Regions from separate parts of the Homo sapiens genome. Here region 1 is linked to region 2. The links are chromatin contacts, found by Hi-C or POLR2A ChIA-PET in ENCODE. All regions are on one chromosome and are shown on one strand. Each heading gives the region's core, a stretch centred on a gene start or an enhancer-like site at or near the end of the contact. The rest is flanking DNA. Distances are from core to core; before and after follow the strand shown. Region 1 holds the start of MPP2 (MAGUK p55 scaffold protein 2). Region 2 holds the start of DUSP3 (dual specificity phosphatase 3).

Region 1 (6,972 bases), core at 3,588-6,087, 130 kb after region 2:
CTGGAACCTCTGGCAGAGGCAGTAGTGGGGCCTAGAGCAAGGGAAGGAGCTGCATGGGAGGGAGGCATCCAGGCAGGGGGAAGTTCAGACAACTCAGAGCAGAACCATAGCAGTTCCCAGCTGCCCGGGCCTCAGAGGGCCTCTAGCACAGGGAACTTAACCTTCTGGGGTCCTGCGTGCACTACGGGAATCCATGATCCCCTAGAGTAGAATATACCTTTTGTGCATGGATGTATATGTCTACGATGAGGGCTCACTGCTGTCACCAGATTCTAAGTGACTCAGGACCAATAAAATTAAGAACAGGCCAGGTGTGGTGGCTCATGCCTGTAATCCCAGCACTTTGGGAGGCCAAGGCAGGTGGATCACCTGAGGTCAGGACAGCCTGGCCAACATGGTGAAACCCAGTCTCTACAAAAATACAAAAATTAGCTGGGCATGATAGCAGGTGCCTGTAATCCCAGCTACTTGGGAGGCTGAGGCAGGAGAATCACTTGAACCTGGGAGGTGAAGGTTGCAGTGAGCCGAGATCCCACCACTGCCCTCCAGCCTGGGCAACAGAGGGAGACTCCATCTCAAAAAAAAAAAAAAAGAAAAAGAAAAAAGTTAAGAACACTGATCTTGTCCCATCATCTCATCTTAGGGAAATCTCAGGTCTTCAAAAGGAGGTGACTGTTTCAAGGACACAGGGTTAATGCCAAAATAACAACTCAGGCCAGGCACAGTGGTTCACACCTGTAATCCCAGTAGTTTGGGAGGTCGAGGCGGGTGGAGTACTTGAGCTCAGGAGTTTGAGACCAGCATGGGCAACATTTTTGTCTTTACGAAAAATACAAAAATTAGCTGGGCATGGTGGTGCACACCTGTAGTCCCAGCTACTTGGGAGGCTGAGGTGGGAGAATGACTTGAGGCTGGTAGGCAGAGGTTGCAGTGAGCCAAGCTTGCGCCACTGCACTCCAGCCTAGGCTAAAGAGCCAGAACTTGTCTCAAAAACAACAACAACAACTTGGTGGCAGCGGCAGCAACAGCAGCATAATAATTATGACTATTCCTAAAAGTAATGTGCTCTCCCATTACAGCCTTTGCGTCTCACAGCAGCCTCTTTACAGAAGAAGAAATGCGAGCTCCAAGAGGTTAAGCAGTTTGCCACTGAGGCTTTGCTAGTTTGTCTGAGTGGCCCACTCCCTTGTCCTAATGCCTCCTACAGAGCCACGTCCAGGTATCCTAACCTGGTATTCTTGTTCCTTCACTCACAGCTTCCTGGTCCCCAGTACCCCCTGTCCACCTCTGGCACATGCTGGCCTAGTGGGCAGCGATTATGGACTTCTCAGCCCCAGGCTGTGCTGCTGTAATCCCTCCACCCCCAAGCCATTCTCCAAGGCCCAGCTCCGGGGCCACCTCCTGAAGGCCTGGTCCTATGCCACTGCCCTCCAGCAATAGTACGGGTCACCTCTGGAGCATGCATCCCCTGCCCTCCACGGAGGTGAGTTGTGCTCCAGCCCTACACTGGAGCAGGTATGGGTCTTATTCTTTCTCTTCTCCGTTCCAGCACAGGAACCCACACAGAGGAGATGGCCACAGCAGCTGCCAGAAGGAATGGCTGAGTGGTAGGGTGGACAGCAGTGGAGCCAGTTGGTTCTTATCTGGAGCTGTGCAAGTGCCCACCCCTAAGTCCTCGCCTGGCACCCTCTGAACCACTGAAATAAGCTAACATCCTCACCCCCTTCTTACCAGTTTCAGAGTTGGTGGCGGCAACCGGCATGGTGAAGGAGGCAAGGGCTCTGAAACGTCTCTCCTGGAGAGGGGAGAGAGGAGGATGAGCAGATACAAGGGCAAAGCAATGGGGAAGGGAATAGGAAGAGCCTCCCCTTCAGGACGAGCCAGAAAGGTAGGGGAGAAGGTGCTGCCCAGAAAGTGGGGGTTGGAGAACAACAATGATTCCAACGGTCCTGGGAAGCAGGAAGAGCAGGTATTACTCGCCTATTTCTCTGAGGAGGAGGAGACCAGGGAGGATAAGGGAGGTTAACTGATTTGCCCAAGTTCACAAAGCTAATAAGGAGAGCTAAAATGAAAATCCAGGTTTTATGACTCAAAAATAAGTATATAAATAAAGTGTTTCTTCCTGTTGTATTTTTTGTTTGTTTGTTTTTTGAAGAGGAAACAAGTAGAATTTTTAGAGGGTAAGACTATAATTTGGCTGAGCAAGGTGGCTCACGCCTATAATCCCAGCACTTTAGGAGGCTGAGGCAGGAGAATCACCTGAGCCCAGGAGTTTGAGACCCACCTGGGCAACATGGCGAGACCCCCATCTCTACAAAAAAATTAAAAATTATCCAGGTGTGGTGGTGCATGCCTATGATCCCAGCTACTTGTGGGGCTGAGGCAGGGGGATCTCTTGAGCCCAGGAGGTCGAGGCTACGGTAAGCCATGATTGCGCCACTGCACTCCAGCCTGGGCAACAGAGCAAGAACCTGTCTTAAAAAAAAAAAGTCATTTAAAAAATAATAAAAGAGTCCAGAATTTGAGCCAAAGTAGAAAACATGAGTACTCCTAGACTGCAGGTTCCCTGAGAGTCAGAACCACATTGATTTTATTTGCTTCTGGAACCTAGGCCTACCAAAGCGCCGATGTTCCACATTTATCTGGGGGGCTGACAGAGTGATATCTACCTCTCCACGGCCCCTCTGGCTGGCTCTCTCTCCTCTCTCCCTTTCTTAGCTCAGAGCTGGCACAAGGAGACCAAGTGCTCTGGGCAGAACCAAGCATGGAGTCTACAGCCCCAGTTTCCATTCCAGGGCCTCCCCAGGCTAGGAGTGGCTCCCTCGTTCTCCCAGGAGAGGGCAGGGGGTTACCCCCCACCCTTCTTCCCTTTGCCTTCCTGGGCATGTGCTGCTGGATAAAACCCTAATTCCCAGTTGCCATGACAACAGGAGGCAGTGGCTCACAGCAGGGGTGGGGAGTGGGGGGAAGCATCTGGCAGTGCCCACTTTAGGACTGAATGCCTGCTGAGTCCTGGGGGTGGGGGAACCACGGCAACTCCACCTCCCCCCAAAAGAGGATTCTTCCCAGAGGACTAGTACCTGATTTCAATAAAACCCTCTCTGCTCCCATTCCCTTCTCAGGCCTGAGCTGGTCACCTGAGCTCAGGTGACAGAAATTACAAAAGTGAGGGGGATGGTTCCCTTTCCTCCCAGCTCTGCCGCTGAGGACATGGAATAAAGGTGCTTTCAGGGAGAGGAAGGGCACCCCTATTCAGGCTACACCCAGGCTGGAAGAAATGCCCAGGATCCACTGTGCTGGCCCGTGCCCCTGGTGCCAATCTCTACTCCTAGAGAGCAGGGAGGAGGGATCCCTTCCCTCCCCCTCCCAGGCCTTGATGACCTGGAGCCTTCTCCTGGCTGGCGCTGCTCTCCCTCACAGGGTCAGAGAAGGGACTCCAGAAGTCCTCCTTCCCTAGAGCGTGGAGGGCGGGAAAAGGCAGGGAGGATCCTGTATGAAATCCCTGCGCTCGGAAGTCTTGCCCAGCCTGCCTGGGTTTTCTCCCGGGGAATCGGTTCCCAGAGCATCGGCTGGCTTTGCTCCCCCACGCCCGTCCAAGCCTCTGAGAGGGCGGGGCCTGGCTGTGTCCACAGGAGAACGGCAGTGCCAGGCAAGCTAGCCTGGCTCCGTGCCAAGGTCCTGCACCCAGACATCTGGGAACCTGCACCTCGGCTTCCAAAAGCCTGGGCCCAGATGCCCTCTCAGCTCTGCCTCCGAGATATCCACATCACCCATAGTGTCCGCAGGCGAGCGGACCAGCAGTGAAAGGGAGAGGTTTCTTCCAACCTCCCACCCATCCCTCCATCCATACACATACAAAGAGGTGCGGAGAAGAAAGGTCTGACAAAGGCGCTTTGGAGAGCGAGAGGTCGCGGGGAGGTCTGGACAGAACTGAGGGCCAGAGGATGGGGTCGAAAGGCCAGGCGGACGTGCATGCTTGGACCATCAGATCACCCCTGCCCCAACGGACCCAGCCCTAACACCCTGGGCGCTAGGACCTGGGGGAGGGGGGCGTGTTGTGAGCCATCAAAGAAGGCTCTCTACGTGCGCGCCCGCCGGAGACCAGGGATGAGGTCACTAAATGACTGCCCCGGCCAACCCCCACCCCGTCTTTATCCGCACCGCCCCCCCCTTAATTGACCTAACTTTCTAACCCTAGCTCTTCGCTTCTGGCACCGGTCCCCTCCCAAGTCTCCAGACCCTAACCCTGGCTCCCGACCCGCCCCGCTACAGCTTGGGAAGCGGGAGAAGCAGCGCGCGCCCTTCTGCGGACCCCCTCCCAGGGAAGATTGTGGTGTTAGCTGCCTAGGGGGACCAGGGGGCCACCGGGACCCAGCGCAACCTCTGTCTCGCTCCCCAACCCCCGGAAGCGCTAACAGCACGGTTCTTACGTAATGCCGGGCTTCTAAGTACCCCCAACCCGCACAGCCCCCGGGGAGGCCGCGCAGATACCGGGGCCCCTCACAGCTCACCACCTTGGTGCCTGAAGCCACTTTGGAGCCCCTACCGCAGGGGCGGGGACCAGTGTCAATGGGCAGCGGGGCTTGGTTCTCCCAACCAGCACCCCAGAAAGAGGGCCCAGGGGCGGGGGCGGGTGGACAGGGAGGGAACGGGCCTGGGTGAAAGGGGCCTGTGGAGTTTAAACCCAGTGAATAGGGTCCTAAGTGCCGTGTCAGGACGAAAAGAAGGCGGAGGTCTTGGGATAGGAGCTGGCCCGGGGGCCGGGGGACGCCTACCTGCGCCCCGGGAAGCCCCTAGCTCCGGGCGGCTCCAGCGCAGCCGGGCGCTCAGCGTTTATTGCTTGTCAATCGCTAGCCCGGCTCTTAAAGCGGCAAGGCCTCTCCGCGAGGGGGCGGAGGTCCGGAGGAGAGGGGAGGTGAGGAGAACGCGGAGGCCGGCACAACTCGGAGGAAGTAGTCTTTCCCAGCAGCTGGTACGGGGGCAGCCAGGTAGTGGTTTGGGAGACACCGCACAGACCACGACGCCCTGCTGGAGTCCCACTGGGAAGGGTTAGGGAGGCAGGACTGGTACCAGTACCCGCTGGTGCCCCTCGGCTCCCAAGGATCCCTTAAAGGGGCGATGGTAAAAGTGCCTAATGAGACCGGCTTGATTACTCCGCCCACCCATCTTGGCTTAGACCGGCGTTCTAGTTCCAGGCGTGCCTCACTTTTCCTCGTTATCCTGCTTCCATATTGAGAAAAAGAATAGGAGGACTTCAGAGAGACTCCCAGGAAGCAGGATACCAGCCCCAGAAGGCCTCGGGATCAGGGGCAGCTTTTTAAGGACTCAGAGGGTGGATATCCGGATTCCAGACTTTCCAGAAATTTTGCAAAAAAGAGGAAATGTCTTCCTGAAAGGATTCGAGAGCCTCTTTTAGGTCTAGGTGAGGGAGGCCTGGTCCATTTTCCTGCCTATGGAATAAAGAAGTAACTGGCTAGCCTTCCTCAGAGTCCCAGCCCAAAAAGTAAATAAAGGGTTAAACCCACTGGCCCGCCTTCGCCCAGCCTCCGGCTCCACCCCACATCTGCTAGTAAAAGATGCTGGGCCTCCAAATACGGGAGGCTCTGTGCAGTGCGACTAGCATTTGGGGCCAGCTACGCTACTTCTCCGACCTCGGCGTTCAGCCACCCCGTCCAGTTGCCCTGAACAAAATGTGAGAGTCATCCCTTTTCCTTGCTAACTGGATTCCTAAGATCATAAATGGACTGCATCTTTGGCCGGGCGCGGTGGCTCACTCCCATAATCCCAACACTTTGGGAGTCGGAGGCGGGAGCATCGGTTGAGCCTAGGAGTTCGAGACTAGCCCAAGCAACATAGTGAAACCCCATCGCTACAAAAAATAAAATAAACAAAATTAGCTGGGCGTGGTAGCGCGCGCCTGTAGTCCCAGCTACTTGGGAAGCTGAGGCTGCAGTGAGCCGAGATTGCAACACCGCACTCCAGCCTGGGCAACAGAGTGAGACCCTGTCTCAAAAGAAACAAAAAGAAAAGAAATGGATTACATTCTGGAAACTTGCTTGGAAATCTCAGAAATGGGAATCTATCCCGAAAGCAGGGGACTGGTCCCTGGGTTCCAAGACTCAGCTCTCCCCTGAGTTCCAAGGGTATAAGTTTGGATATAGGAAAAAGCCACAGAGGCGGCCGAACTGCTGAAAACCACATTGTTTAGGTGACCCAGGCTTTTACTGAGAGAAGAAAGCCATCGAACCCAGATAGCTTTGACAGGAATTGCAGGCTTTGGTCTCTAAACAAAGAGGGTTCTTGGAGCGCATTGCTTGCAGCTCTTTCCTCTATCTGCAAGCTAGAAAATCCTTCTTCTTCTTCTTCTTTTTTATTTTTATTTTTTGAGACGGAGTTTCGCTCTTGTTGCCCAGGCTGGGGTGCAATGGCATGATCTCGGCTCGTCGCAACCTCTGCCTCCCGGGTTCAAGCAATTCTCCTGCCTCAGCTTCCCGAGTAGCTGGGATTACAGGTATGCGCCACCATGCCTGGCTAATTTTGTATTTTTAGTAGAGACAGGGTTTCTCCATGTTGGTCAGGCTGGTCTCGAACTCCTGACCTCAGGTGATCTGCCCACCTCAGCCTCCCAAAGTGCTGGGATTGCAGGCATGAGCCACTGCACCCGGCCTAGAAAATCCTTATAATTGAATTCAGGAAGAGTTCCCCTTTCCATTATAAAGGCTACCCTCCACTGTCACCTGTCCACCTCTGGGCTGGAAATCACTCAGCTATTTGTATTTTGGAAGAGGAAGGATCTTGAATCTCTACAAGATATTAATTACTTCTTAATCAAGCAATTATTACCTCCATAGCGACCCACATCAAATCTTCCATTCCATTTAGGATCCTCAGGACAGTCTGGGATCTCAGATTCTGGCCCACCTGGGGAGGTGGAGCCCAACTCATTATTCTTAGCGGCTGCCCCACTGCATT
Region 2 (7,044 bases), core at 1,820-4,319:
CGGGACCAGCCTGGCCAACATGGTGAAACCCCGTCTCTACTAAAAATACAAAAGTGAGCCGGGTGTGGTGGTACATGCCTGTAATCCCAGCTACTCTGGGATTACAGAGGCTGAGACAGGAGAATCACTTGAACCCGGGAGGTGGAGGTTGCAGTGTGCTGAGATTGTGCTATTGCACTCTAGCCTGGGTGACAGAGTGAGACTCCGTCTCGAAAAATAAAATAAAATAAAATAAAAATAATAATTGGTCTGAATGGTGAAAAGGCCCCTTTATTTCATCTCACAAAACATCCCAGTCCAAATAGCAGTTTATACTTTATAAAATGCCACCTCCTGTGTGATCTTGCTTGCCCACTGCGAGCAGCCCTGTGAGGAACAAGGATGGCAATATCCCTGCTTAACAGAGCTTGAACTCAGGCCCAACAGGATGAGCAGAGGGATGGGCACAGGCCCCGTGTGCTGCTGGTGGCAGATCTGGGAGAAGACCTCCTTTCTCCCGACATCCAGCCCTGCTCTATCTTCCACCTCACTCTGCCCCTCATGCCCACATCTGCTGCAAAACCCCCAAGGCCTGGCACATGTGGCTCACACAGGCTCTGGCTCTGCCTTGTGAGGACGTGGCTGCGGCCCTGATTTTGTTAAGGGAATGGAGCCCAAATCCTCTTGGTGCTTGGTGCTCACTGATCCTCCCTGTTGAGGAACCCCCACACCCCTGGCCAAGTCAAGGTCAGAGGTGCTTAGAGGGCAAGGGATGTATTTTCTACAGTGGCCATCAGCAATTGCCACTCTGGCTACACCAGACGTGTACAACCTTGGTTTCCACTTGGGAAGTGATGACAGCTGAATGGCCAACCTGCCCAAGCAAGCGGGATTCCTGAGGCTAACAAGGCCTGCTTGCTGCTTGGTGCAAGAGGAAGGGTGTCTCTAGAGCTTTCCAATTCCTGAAGCCTTTGGCTGACACTGTGGGACTCTGTTTATTCCTGCTTAGGACACCGCGCAAGACTGTGAAGCAGTGGCTGATAGAAAAAAACACTTTGAAGAGTCACTCCCATTCATCTCCCTTCTCTAATACTTTTTTTTTTTGAGATGGAGTTTCGCTCTTGTTGCCCAGTTGGAGTGCAACGGTACGATCTTGGCTCACTGTAACCTCCACCTCCCGTGTTCAAACGATTCTCCTGCCTCAGCCTCCGGAGTAGCTGGGATCACAGGCGCCAGGCACCATGCCCAGCTAATTTTTGTATTTTTAGTAGAGACAGGGTTTCACCATGTTGGTCAGGCTGGTCTCGAACTGCTGACCTCAGGTGACCCACCCGCCTCGGCCTCCCAAAGTGCTGGGATTACAGGCGTGAGCCATCGTGCCAGGCCTCTAATACTATTAATAATTCAACATTCAAAAAATTTACAATTATCATTATTACTATCTCTACTATGAATGAACATTGTACAGTGCCTGACATAAAGCAGGTGCTCAGACTGGTGAATGAATGATGGAATGGATGAGAACTGTCCCCATGAGGCTGGGGCCTGATGGACCCCTTCTAGTTCCATGATGACCCCCATTTCCGTGGCAGTCCTTGGCAGGCTAAACAGCAGGTCATAGCGGAGGTCAGGAAATACATACATGAACAAGACATTGACCCTGTCCTTGTAGTCCCTCACACACTCTGAGCCACCATTTCCTCCTCTGTAAAATGGGAGGAGGGTTAGTTTTGAGTTTTCAACATGCCATCCTTGGGCTGAGCCATGAAGCTTAGGATTTTGGTAACTGGGTCCTCAGAGTATCGTGAAAATCCAACTTGAGGCTTTCCAAGGCTGTACAGGCATGCTAATATATTCTTTCTTGAGGCTCCTATTTCACATCTCAGAATGTTAACACTGGTTCTTTCCTGCTGATTAGACATTCTTACTAGAAAAAAAATTTAAAATTTAAATTAAAAAAAATCTCTTACTGTCCGGGTGCGGTGGCTCACGCCTGTAATCCCAGCACTTTTGGAGGCCGAGGTGGGCGGATCATGAGGTCAGGAGTTTGAGACCAGCCTGGCCAAGAGACCAGCCTGGCCAATATGGTGAAACCCCGTCTCTACTAAAAATACAAAAAGTAGCCAGGCGTGGTGGCGGGCGCCTGTAATCCCAGCTACTCGGGAGGCTGAGGCAGGAGAATTGCTTGAACCCAGGAGGCAGAGGTTGCAGTGAGCCGAGATCTCGCCATTGCACTCCAGCCTGGGTGACAGAGCCTGGGGGTGAAAGGTCAAGAGCCTTTTCTAGGTGGTGGCTCAGGTCCTTAGGGGGGTTATCACTGGACCGTTCTAGAATCTCCTGTAAATCAAATCACATCTGGAAGGTGGGGGCCTGGAAATCCCGGCCCAGCTCCCCGGACTCGCTCATTTGGGGTGTTTAGGTTCCCTGATCCGGGACTGCCGGGCCGGGAAAATTCCATGCCCGAATTGTGACGTCGGCCCGTTGCCATGGCGGCGAAGGCAGACATTCCGCGGTGACCTCACTGCAGAACCAGGCAGCTGTCACATGACGCGCGGGCAGGAGACCGGCCGGGCGACCGAGGGTCACCTGTTAAGTGAACATGGTAGCCCCGACCCCGCCCAAGGCCAAGCCCCAAGCGGGTGGCGGCTGGGACCCGGGCAGGCGCCACCCGGGCTCCGTGCACCCCGCCACGGGGAAGGGCCGCGCCCGGCCAGGCAGGGTTCCAGTTCCTTGGCCCCACGCGCGGGGGTAGGCGTCGACTCCAGGCCCCTCCCAAGCCCCCGCTGTGGCTCCCGGAGGGGCCATCGCGCCCGGGCTCCCCCAACCCAAGACTCGCGACACCCCGACCCCAGCCTCGGGTGGGCGGGGCGTCCCGAGAGGGACGGCGGGGCCGGGCTCGCGAAAGGGACTCACGCGTTGCCCACGTAGATCCGCGGGGTGACCTCGTTGCAGGGCTGGCTCGGGAGGCTGTAGCAGCCGCTGCCGTCCGAGAGCAGGTCGTTGAGATCCTGCACCGAGAGCTCGAACGAGCCCGACATGGCGGCGGCGGGGCCCTGCACGCCCGGCAGGAGCAAGCGAGGCGGAGAGCGGCGGATCAGCTGGGCGGGGGCTCGCGCCGGGAGCCGCCCCGTCCCGCCCCTGGGGCGGGCCCGCCGGGCTCCGGGAGCTGCGGAGCGCGGGCGCCGTGACGCGGGGGCCCCGCGCGCCACTCCTGGGCGCGTCCCGGGGGGAAGACGCCACCGCCCTGGAGTCTCAGGGGTCCTCGCCCCATCCCGGTCCAGGCCGTTTGTGTATCTTTGTAAACTGGCAAGCGCGGTAACTTCCTTCCCTGAATTAAATGCAGGGCCCAATAAACATTTCGTGGCGGAGGTACACCTAGGGGTCGCTTCAGTCTTTCATGATTACAGGGACCGCCGGGTTCGGCTCGTGAGCGGCTCCCTGCAGTGGAGGCACCACCCGGGCGCTTGACAGAATCCCCGCCCCAGCCCAGCCCTGCTGGATCAGAGTGGACATTTTACGGACCCCAGGAGGTCCCTACGGTCAAAGTCTGAGAAGCCCTACTCTGGGGCGCATCTGCTTTCAACATTCATTGAGAGTCATCGTCGTGCTTAAAAGCAGTCAGGTTTGGAATTCTGAGGAATTACTTAACCTGAGCCTGTTTGCAGGGAAAAAAAAAAAAAGCGGGATAGTAATGGTACCTAATTCTAGGGTTGCTGGAAGGGTTAAATGTGACATTCAAAGAAGGCACCCAGCACTGCATGGCGAGCACTCAATAGGTGTTAGTCCTTCATCAACAAATGCGTTGAGCACCCAGTGGGTGCTATACCCTGTGCTGGGGTGGAGATAAATCAGACTCCTGCAGCCCTTCCTGGAGCAGATGCCAGCCCACCATAAGCCACTCAGCATTTCCTGAACTCCCACTAAGTACAAAAGATAGTCTCTGTACTGGAGGAAAGCTGCCCTCCCCTACTGCCATGAAAAACTGGCAGTTTCCTTCCTGCAAAAGGGCAAATTTGGCCTTGAATTCAGGAACCCCACATCCTGAGCCCAGCCCTGCCACCAACTTGGTTCTTGAGTAACGTTGCTGCTGCTGTGGTCTTCAGTTTCCTCATTTGCAAAAGGAATTGGATCCGATTATCATTAGGGTCAACTTTCTCCTCCTCCAAAACTTGTGGTCTTGCACCTTCAGGGGAGCTATTGCAGTGGAGACTACTTAGCTGATAGCCCAAGATGTGTAACCAAGGCTGGAATTTCTGTATCCCTCACCCCACCCCGTGCCTGCCCACCCCTCCCGGTGCACCACTTCTTTCCTTCTGGTGTTGGCTGGCAGCATCTGCATTCTAAGCAGCGGGGAAAGCTTTCGAGTTCCTTGACCTTCATCTTGACTTGAGCCGAGGTTAGCATTAAAAACACAAGCCCAGAGGCAGCCAGCCATGCTCTGCTGCTCCTACTCCCTTCCCGGGACCTGTCCCTGATGTCATAACTGGGTAACTATGACAGCTTGTCATGGGGACAGCTAGGCACCTCACAGAGGAGTCTGGGTACCTCATTTCTGAAGTGAGACTAGGAAGAGAAGATGAACAATTCCCTGGATTATCTGGCCTACCCTGTTATCGTCTCTAATCACAGGCAAAGCACAACCTTCAGAAAGAAACTGGACTTTGGCCACTACGTATCTCACAAGAATAGAATACAAATAGGTATGTGGGCAGTTTGGGCTGGACACTGCTATTAGGGATTTTGGAATGGTACCCCATAAAGAGATCAACAGGAAACCAGACCAGGTCACAGCTTTGGGATGATATGGCCTTATCTGCTGAGTTTGGGGAAGAGGGCATTAGCACCAATAACAAAATGTATCTTCCACCAGGGAGTTCACTGGATGGAAATACTCCTTTAAACTCCTTAAAGCCGAAGTACGTTAGAAAGGGGATAAGACTTCAGAAGCCAATAGACAGGCTAATAATATTGGAAAAAGATTGGAAGAGAAGCTCTTTCATTGGATTAGAAGGACATTTATCTCTGTAAATTTTATTTTCACTATTCTTTTGTTTCTGCTCAAAACTCTCCAGAGATGTTCATTTGATAAATCAAACCAAACTTCTTGAGTCGCATTAAGGTCCTAATTCGAAATTGTTCATTAGTCAAGGACATTGTCTAGTGCTGGTTTTCTGAGGCCGCTACTGGAATTCCTGTGATGTAACATTGTTCCCTTTTATCCCCCTTCTCTAGCGAAGCCTACTGTTGATACCAAACCTCCAGTGGCGCACACAAATCACATTTTAAAATTGAGCAAACTACAGGTATTTGTTCTTGCTGCTTGCAGATGTGCAGATGTATTTTATTGACTTCCAGTCTGTTTCCTAAAGAGGTTCAATTTCCCAGAGCCTTCTAAATACCCATCTACTCAAAGATTTGTTAATACTCCTCCTCCCCACGCGTCACCCCCAGTCGTTTTTTTCCCCCCTGATACGGAGTCTCGCTCTGTTGCCTAGGCTGGAGTGCACAATCTCGGCTCACTGCAACCTCCGCCTCCCAGATTCAAGCAATTCTCCCGCCTCAGCCTCCAGAGTAGCTGGGATTACAGGCATGTGGCACCATGCCCAGCTAATTTTTCATATTTTTAGTAGAGACAGGGGTTCACCATGTTGGCCAGGATGGTCTTAGTCTCATTACCTCCCGCCTGCCTCGGCCTCCCAAAGTGCTGGGATTACAGGCGTGAGCCACCGTGCCCGGCCGCCCAGTCTTTTAAGTTCTGCTTCCAGTCTCCACTGTGGCCCTCAATGCACCCCTTTCCCACGATCTCAGAGGAGGGGAACACTAAGTCATTGTGTGTTGGGGCAGTGCACTGATGGTGTCACCATGGTGAGGTGTGGTTTCTTACCAGGGTGAACAAAAGAAAATCAACAAAATCGAGTATGAAAACAAGCAACTGTGTCAGAAAATCGCAAATGCCCATCGCGGCCCTGCCAAGGTGGATTGCTGGAATGAATATTTTTCCAAGAGGTAATGTTCTTTGTCTTCATTTCAGTTTTGAAAAGTCAAAATTGACTTTCCTCTTGGGTTTTAGTGTGAGGTTTTCCCAAGTCAGAGAAGTACTTAAGGGAAGTTATCTTGAGGGAGAACCAAACAGACCATGTTACACAGAATGAAAACTTTAAAAATGGGGACCTTTCTCTAGCATTAAAGAGCTTTTATTTCATCGAAGAGACTTTTCAGAGTCCTATTCAGTGTGTCACAAGAATGCACTGCGCACTTTTATAAAATGGTGGCCATGTGTCTTAGTCCATTATAGGGCGCTATAGCAAATTGCTATAAACTGGTGGCTTATAAACAACAAAAATTTCTCATAGTTCTAGAGGCAAGGAAGTCCAAAGATCAAGGTGCCAGTAAATTCGGCATCTGAGGAGGGCCTGCTTCATAGACAACCATCTTTTCACTGTAACCTCACGGGGCAGAAGGAGAAAGAGGCTTCTTTCATAAGGACACTAATTCCATTAGGGTGACCTAATCAGCTCTCAAAGGCCCACCCCCTAATACCATCACCTTCATGGTTAGGATTTGAACATAAGAATTTTGGGGGACACAGGCATCTGTTCCATAGCACCATGGCTGGGGCTATGATGTGACATTCTTAAAATCAGTTCCAGAAATCTTTCCTGAGCAACTACTATGTGCTAGGTACCAGGAATAATAAAGATGAAATGAGATGTATATTTCCTTACCTCAAAGAACTCAAGGTCTTGTAGGGGAGATATTTATGGAAATAATGACAATGCAGTGTGATTAGGGATACAAAAGAAGCTCATGCAAGAGAAAGAATTTGCTGGGGGCGAGGAGATGGTCAAGATGCCATTCTATATCCTGGTATATTCTGGTATAAGTTGAAAGCTGAGAGGAGTGAGGTGACCCAAAACTTGTCGCCAGCCGTTTGTGATTTATTCACAGGGAGACCTTCCCCCAACCAGAAGTTCTCAATCCTGGTTTTACATTATAATCCTTGGGGAATTTTAAGAAAATGCCAGTGTGCACGGTTCACCTCAGATCAATGAAGTAGAATCTTCT

Evidence for each region. Hi-C counts contacts between places; a loop is a spot of excess contacts on that map. ChIA-PET counts read pairs that join two places held with the same protein, here RNA polymerase II (POLR2A). Pooled maps may share reads with other maps.
Region 1: a map of dorsolateral prefrontal cortex shows a loop between it and region 2 (4-fold over the local background). The contact joins the promoter of MPP2 here to the promoter of DUSP3 in region 2. A Hi-C loop is called at or near these places in 1 of 168 maps with a recorded cell type or tissue (dorsolateral prefrontal cortex) and 10 of 50 pooled maps. POLR2A ChIA-PET finds 5 or more read pairs at or near these places in 3 of 52 experiments (A549, A673 and Caco-2).

The regions. Positions count from the first base shown.
Region 1 is chr17:43,902,699-43,909,670 of GRCh38, forward strand. It overlaps MPP2 (MAGUK p55 scaffold protein 2), which reads right to left and starts at 4,838. Exons shown (of 13, transcript NM_005374.5): 1 at 4,776-4,838; 2 at 1,732-1,795. The coding sequence starts at 1,762. RefSeq lists an enhancer at 4,848-4,997.
Region 2 is chr17:43,775,908-43,782,951 of GRCh38, forward strand. It overlaps DUSP3 (dual specificity phosphatase 3), which reads right to left and starts at 3,070. Exons shown (of 3, transcript NM_004090.4): 1 at 2,893-3,070. The coding sequence starts at 3,017. CFAP97D1 (CFAP97 domain containing 1) reads left to right here and starts at 4,528. Exons shown (of 6, transcript NM_001136483.3): 1 at 4,528-4,679; 2 at 5,212-5,282; 3 at 5,867-5,985. The coding sequence starts at 4,556. RefSeq lists an enhancer at 2,334-2,628 and a silencer at 2,561-3,250.